Linked DNA regions of Homo sapiens: regions 1 and 3 are each linked to region 2. Evidence: chromatin loops called from intact Hi-C (ENCODE). Cell type or tissue: PC-9. All regions are shown on one strand. Region 1 overlaps MIR3171HG (MIR3171 host gene). Region 2 overlaps LOC105370418 (a long non-coding RNA gene). Region 3 has its middle 76 kb from the start of MIR4307.

Region 1 (2,500 bases), 1.1 Mb after region 2:
TTTTATTTATTTTTGTACTATGAATATATCATCTGGTCCCTTCTAGCTTATAAGGTTTCTGCTAAGAAATCTGCTAATAATTTCATAAGAGATTTTGTATGTTATGAGTCCCTTTTCTCTTGTTGCTTTCAAGATTTTTCTGGAGGGGGAGGTGGGGGTGACTTTTGCCAGATTGGTTATGTCTAAATGTCAGTATCTTCAGATTGATCCAAGTTGGACTTGAGTTTCTTAAATTTATATGTCCATTTCTCCTCCAAATTTGGGGGATTTCTGACTATTACTTCTTTAAATAAGTTTCTTCTCCTTTTTCTCTTTCTTCTCCTTCTGGAACTCAATATGTATAAGTTGCTTCACTTGATGCTGTCCCATGAATGTTTTATACTCTCTCTATTTTTTCTTTTTTGTGTGCCCTTCTTGCTTCAGTAATTTCAAGAATTATGTCTTTGAGCTCCCTGATTCTTTCTTTTGCCTCATCAATATGCTGTTGAGTCCCTCTAGACAAATGTTAATTTTAGTTATTATATTCTTCAGTTCAAGAATTTTTGGAAGTCCTTCTTCATGTTTTCCTTATTTTAATTGATAGCCTCATTTTGTACGTGGACAGTTTTAATGATTTTGTTCACTTGTTTATCTCTTCTCTTTTAATTCATTAAAATATCCTCATGATGGTTATTTTGAATTCTTTAGCAATTCATATATCTCCATTTCTTTAGAGTTGTTTTTTGATGTTTAAATTTGTCCCTAAAATTGGATATGTCTGTTTCTTTGCATGTCTTACAATCCTCTGTTGGGAGTTAGACATTTGAAAAATCATCCAACTTTCTTAGTATTTGCTGTCTGATTTGGTACAGGAAGTACTTTCTCCACTCAACTTGGCTAGATTTTCTAGACTCTTCAAGCCTAATCTGGTCATTTTTTTTTTTTTTTTTCTGTGTGTATCTACAACCTCCTAATTGAAATTTGCTAGTTTTGACACAGGAGGACCTGATGTTGACTGTCTGGTATTCTGCTGCATCTCTGGTGAGGTAGTAAGGTACAATACTAGCACTCCACCTAGTGTCTATCTATGATACTTCACACTCTGATGCATATTGATTGCCTTTGTTCTCAGAGGCACCCCATTTCTCTTGGTGATTACATTCAGATGGTACTGAAACTAGTATCTGAGGGAAACATGCCTAAAATCATAACGTTGGAAATAGGTTCTACTTGTTGCCCTTCTCAAGGAGAAAATTGGAGTTGGAGGTTTATTCCAAATTAGGGAGAGTTCCTCTGGTGAGAGAAAATATAATGAATTTTGTCTGGAAAACAGAAATCTCTTAAGTGAGAGAGAGGCAGTTGATTTGTTTACTGTTGTTACATCTGTTTCTCTGAAGGGGCAGGAAGGTTTATAGCTTTTTATTTAATCATCTTGCTGATGTTATACACTCTACATGAATTTATATATTTTATATCATTCTTATAAATTATCAGTTTATATTAATTTAATTTGAGCTTTGGTTCTTTGTTCTAAAGGTTAAAATATTTATTTAAAATTATGGATAACAGTTTATCAACTGTGCAACATATTGCAAATGTCTTATCATAGTCTGTAATATAGTTTGGCTCTGTCCCCACCCAAACCTCATCTTGAATTATAACTCCCACAATTTCCACATTTTGTGGGAGGAACCTGGTGGGAAGTAATTGAATCATGGGGGCAGGTCTTTCCCATGCTGTTCTCATGATAGTGAATAAGTCTCATGAGGTATGGTGCTTTTAAAAACGGGAGTTTCCCTGCACAAACTCTCTCTCTCTTTGCCTGCTGCCATCCATGTAGACGTGACTTGCTCCTCCTTGCCTTCAGCCATGATTGTGAGACCTTGCCAGCCACTTGGAACAGTAAGTCCATTAAACCTCTTTCTTTTGCAAATTGCCCAGACTTGAGTATGTCTTTATCAGCAGCATGAAAATTGGTTAATACAGTCTGAATTTATTTTTTACATAGTTTGTGGTGTTTTGAAAAGCATTTAAAATTATTTTTAGGAAGACAATGTATTAATTCTTTCTTATGGATGTCATTTAAAAAGGATTAAAAAGGTTTTCTAAATACAATTATATGTCTCAGTCGTATGAGATGGCTTCTTTATTGGGTGCTAATTTTCTGTAAGTATTTAGATCTATTACTATATTTTCTATTCTAATGAATGCATCTGTTTATCTATTCATTAGCCAATACCACACTGCACTACAGTAATTATACATGCTTTGCACTGTTATTTAATATATTTTATGACTAGATCTTCTTTTTACTTTTTGTTTTCAATATTTAATTCAGTGGGTTTTTTCTTCGTATGAAATCTAATACCAATTGGCCTAAGTCCATAAGAAAGATATTTAGCATTTTTATCAAATAGCCATAAATTTAAAAATTAATTTAGGGGAACTACATTCAGAAAAAGGAGGGCTTTCTTTTTTTCCATATGTTCAAACCTATTTTTGTGTTTTTCAGAGTGTTTTA
Region 2 (2,500 bases):
CTGGGAGTGAAGATGTTGTCCTGGGTAGGGTAGGAGTGGTCATCTGCAGGAGAATGTCCCACAAAGAAGTGGCATGGACACTCTGCTGAGGGCTCCAAATGCAGAGGGAAATTGACCCAAAATAGGAAATGATAAATGGCATGACAGATGAAATCATAGCTCTTTCAAATGGAAAGTAGCCTCCTCCTACAAATAATATTCTTGAATCTGTGGCCTGAAACAACTGGAGGATCACCATTCCTTTTTTTTTTTTTTTTTTTTTTTTTTTTTGTCTGGTGTTACAACCAGAGAAACAGTGGTTTCAATTGGTTGGGAAAGGCAGCATCTACACGGAGAGCACAGCAGGCCTGTTTACCTCTCAGCTTGTGCTGTTGGGTTTACAGCAATATTTTCTGCATCTTAGTCAAAGAATTTTACTTGTCCAGTGTTGAGCTGTTAGAGGAAAATTGATTTGTCTATTTATTTTTAGCAATATTATAAAAACAAGCTGGGGAGAGGGCTGTTCATTCTCTCAACCCCACCTTTCTCAATACATTTCTCAAATAGCACACTCCCTGGGAGGGTCTATGACAACAGAATCCCTCCAGATTTAAATCTAGACCTGAACACTTGAAACCAGGCATGTGATATTGGAAAAGTGGCTTTCAACCACCTTGTGAATGAGAAGCGGCAGCCAGCAAAATGCAACCATGAATCTACTCCCAAATCATGAAAGCTGTTGACTTCCTCATTTATTATGTTAGTGGCTCAGGGGAAAATAAAAACTGCACAGTGATTTGCAGTCAAATTTCTACTGCACTACTGGAAGTTACAATGGTGTAAGGTGGGGGGAGTTTTCAGCTCTGATGTTCTAGTAGAGCTGAGTGAAGGGAGAGGCAGGCTGAAGGACTTTGAGTCCTGGTCCATTCATCTCAATTTTCCTAACTGAACAACCCACTCCCCGACTAGAAAAGTCCTCTCCTTAACTGGGCTATAGCTACAGTCTACAGATAATGCAGCCACTGGATACTAAAAGCCACTAGGTGGCATTTGTGATTTATTACTTTGGAAGCTGAGATTTTTAAAATATCTCTGCTGATCCTTTGCTTAGACTGAACAAGACATTTAACATTCCTAAGCATTTCATTCAAGAAATGCATAGTTGGTTCTCTTTATCAAGCTCAAAAGGGATGGGGGAGGCGCAGTGACTGGCTTGAGAAGTTGAATTTCAGATCATCTACATTCTTTTGCAGGTCCTCTGTGACCTCACACCATCAGCTTACATAAGTAATTACTTGTCTACAATTAAGCTGTAAATAATGCAATCACTCCATTCTTGTCCCATCACTCCAGTCCCAACCACAACAAATAGTGCTAATCACATACTTATTCAAGTGTGTAATTATTCACAGTTAAACTTCTGTCACTTTCACCCTGTTTGGAAACAGCAGAACACAACCTGTAATTAGCAAATGTGGCTCCAGGCACTTTTGCTTGGGAGTACGCCAGGGATTCAGCACCTAGGCACTCCTTTGATCTGGAAGCTGGCAAGGCGCCTCACCCTGAGGCCAGAGTGCTATCAGCACTCTGCAAGTCACTGAGATCAATGAATATGTCAAAGGCATCTATCCCAAATCACATATTACTTCCCTCTCTCACTGTGGTTTCTGCCTTCGGTATATATTTCATAGACTTTCCTTTTCTTTTTGAACCCTTTGACTTCAGTTTAAAGGGTTACCAGAAAGGTCTCCAAGCCCCTGTGTTTTCAACTCTGGTTAAAAATGAAAGTCCCAGAAGTCCTGATTGATGATCCTTGTTCTTTCTTAACTCTGCAGTTTTCTTGAACACAGCACAATGGAGGAGGAATGGCCTTTGCTACCTCACCTGGACCACAAGGAAGAAGGAAACCAAAGACTTTAGCCCAACCCTGTGTGAACCACTTCCCCTCAGTCCCCAGCTAAACCACCCTGCATGAGTACTCTAGTTGCAAAGGAGACCAGGTAAACTTCTGATGTTTTGTAGTACATCCGTTATATTTCATCAGAGCAACAACTCAGCAGCACACATCCTTCCCGGGGAGAGGTAATAGTGTCCTCCTGGGTGGAAAGCAGGATTCAGTAGCCAACTTCTTTCCACAGAGGAAGGCCATAGTCCTTGAGCTATGAGGTAGTTCTTTTCATAAAAATATATTGGGCCCACAGAAAAGAATAGTGAGCCATAAAGGCCCAGTATGTACAACCATGAATTAGATTTTTATTTGCATGTCATATTAAGAATTACAATTTGTTTGTTTGAGGAAAGGTTATTCTACCTTCATTAAGACCTCCGACGGCAATTACCTAATGAAAACAAGTTCTCATATCTAGCTAGTTTAATGTCTTCCTTTTCTGATATATCCAATTAAGACAGAGCTTTTTCACTTCAACCAAATGTGAATATGCCTCACAGTAGAAGGGTAAACAGAACTGTTCTTTGTATATAAACATTAGTTAGCTTTTGGTTCTAACCATAACAAAACCAG
Region 3 (2,500 bases), 590 kb after region 2:
CCTCACAGTGATCTATGAGCTATTTATAGCTCCATGTATTGTACAGTTTCTTCATGAAACCTTTTTACCACTTTGATGCCCCACCTTTGATCATTTTCCTGCTTATAGCCAAGAATACCTGATAGAAAACAGGTGCAAATGAGAGAGGATACAGCCATATTTTGTCATAAAAACTTTCATTCCTTTTTAAAGCTTTGCAAATAACTGATCAAGGAAGCAGTATAAATTGAGCATATCCCATATGCATGTCGTTGTTTATCGGTATAATTGTTGGTATATATCACTCAGTATAATTAAGACACATTAACAACATTTTTTTCTCTTTCTTTTCTTGGACTTGGAGCAAATATCCAGTATGCCAAATTATACTGAGACCGGGATGTCTGATATAATTGTAAGAAGTGGAGAGGTAGACCAGTTCTGAGATTCATAATCCAGACTCTGCACTGGATGAGGACTGATGCTTCTTGCGTGACCTCCCAAGTATTTATTTATGTAACACCTATTGAATGAAGATGTGTGAAGATGTAAGGATGAAAGAAAGGTTCCTCCCTTCAACAGCCTCCATTCACTCTATATAATGCTATATATCCATTTAAGCCTGAATGTAATTGAAATCTAATTCAATATTACTCCGGCAAAAATGAGAAAAAAAAGGGTAGTTTAATGGAAGATTAATTGTGTAGGGGAAGCAAACTAGTCAGTTATTTTGTGGGTGTTTTTGTGTTCCTTGGAAAGTATTGTGAGCAATTAATTAGTATGCAGACCTCGTATTCTCTAGCGGTATCTTGACTATAGCTAAAGAAGAATAATATTTGGCAAGAAGTGATTATAAATTATTTTAAAAAATCAAACATAAAAGAAAAGTGAACTTTCTGGTTCCTTAAGTAGGCCTATGGAGACACAGTGGCAGAGCCAGGTGGATTATTCTCCTTGATTTTCAAAATCAGTGTTTTAATGGAGGGCTAATTACGTAGAAGAGAAGAAATGATGGTATGCAAGAAAAACAAATTGTATAGATAAAAGCTCTTTTTGTGTGTGGTGGGGAGGAGATTTACACATTTTGGTGGTAGATTTGGACAGAACTAGAATTTCCATGTATTTTGGCGTTGGGCAGCAGAACAGCCGAAGTCTTAGTAAAACACACATACACACAGAGATGTGCACACACAGGCACACACTCACAGAAACGTGCCTCACACAGCATTCCTGTTTTTAAAAAACTATTAAAACGTGCCTGTGTTTCCCTCTATTGTCCTTCTTGGTACCTCTTTCTTCCTTTTTTTTCTCCTTCCTCCCTTCCTTTCCTTTTTCCCATTTAGGCTGGAAACGACTCTTTCTCTATTGAAAAACCTTCACAACTGCGGTCATTTCACATGCAACTCAGGTCCTTAGTTTCAGACCATCTGCTGCCCTCTTGTGGCCATACAATCCACCTATCCATGCCCCAACTCTAAGACCCTGATGGTTTTTGTCAGTTGAAATGTTTTTTTCTCAGATGAAACGGACATCTCAAATTATAAAAAAGCTATTTTTACTGTCATATATTACACCATTATCTTCTAATACACTTCTCTAAAGTATGTAAAAAATATATAATGTTTGTAATCGTATTAAAGACAACATATTCCTATACATCATGGAGTGATTGTTATATCTTTCAGGGATATTTGAAAGTAGCGCATTTCACTCATTCATGTGGAGTCTTCAGTAAGTATAAGCCACTTTATATTAGTAGATAATGTTCTAACATAGAATGAGCCATAACTCACCATATAGTAAAATTATACCATGGCAAAAATTCTCTGAGAAAGGTATCAGGTAATGATAATTCTTGATCAAAATGATTTGTTTCAAGCATGTCTCATATAATACTTTAATAATTGAAAGAAAGAAATGGTTTCAGGTAGAATTCTTAAATATGTCTTTTTATAGATTTGGGAAATATGTTTTTCTAACAGATTCTCAATTTCAGTACCAACTATACATAAACTAATACATTTATCTCTAAAGTCATTACGCTTCAATTTATAGTCTTCCTTTTTTACATCATGATTCCAGTGTTCTTTTTTGGTCACAAGAATAAAGCCAAAGTTAAAGCAAGGATAAAAAGAATCATTTTATTAATGTTGGCGTGCATGTCCCTGATATTCCTTATTGCACTGCTTTTTATTTTCAGTTTCTCATTACCATTTTAAATTAAGGACAAAGATATTTAACTTATTCAATATAATGCTTTAATGAAAACCAAAGAGCTAATTCCAAGTAGCACCATATACTCAGCTACTCTGAATGCTCAGCAAAGCTGACAATTCCATTTAAGGGGAACCTTTTTTTTTCGTTATTTGGGCTGTGGCTTAAAGACTATATTAGGTAATTCAAATGTTTCTATTGCAATAATTCCTAATTAAAATATTCAAGGAGATGGAGGTAAAAGAAACAGAGATTAAATGTTAAAGTCCTGGTACTACTGGAGTGTTAATGTCTGAGACATTGTCAC

The links. A loop is a pair of places that touch in the nucleus more often than their neighbours do. Peaks named below come from ENCODE experiments on the same cell type or tissue, not always from the same donor. Only the 100,000 strongest peaks of a DNase experiment are listed, where the experiment ranks them.
Region 1: it touches region 2 in a loop (7-fold over the local background); 3 of 110 quality-filtered maps call a loop at or near these places.
Region 3: it touches region 2 in a loop (14-fold over the local background); 36 of 110 quality-filtered maps call a loop at or near these places.

Annotation. Positions count from the first base shown.
Region 1 is chr14:27,527,453-27,529,952 of GRCh38, forward strand. The region is part of intron 2 of MIR3171HG (MIR3171 host gene); the gene reads right to left. Among named protein-coding and RNA genes, the nearest start is that of LINC00645, 84 kb to the right of the region's middle. In PC-9, CTCF peaks have their summits at 1,039 and 1,244; no DNase peak of the experiment used is centred here.
Region 2 is chr14:26,393,226-26,395,725 of GRCh38, forward strand. All of the region lies in intron 1 of LOC105370418 (a long non-coding RNA gene), which reads right to left. Among named protein-coding and RNA genes, the nearest start is that of NOVA1, 200 kb to the right of the region's middle. RefSeq lists an enhancer at 1,041-1,734. In PC-9, a CTCF peak has its summit at 1,020 (motif pointing right); DNase peaks (open chromatin) are centred at 1,326 and 1,916; H3K27ac peaks cover 1,961 bases.
Region 3 is chr14:26,983,332-26,985,831 of GRCh38, forward strand. No RefSeq gene overlaps it. Among named protein-coding and RNA genes, the nearest start is that of MIR4307, 76 kb to the left of the region's middle. In PC-9, CTCF peaks have their summits at 1,426 (motif pointing left) and 1,637; no DNase peak of the experiment used is centred here.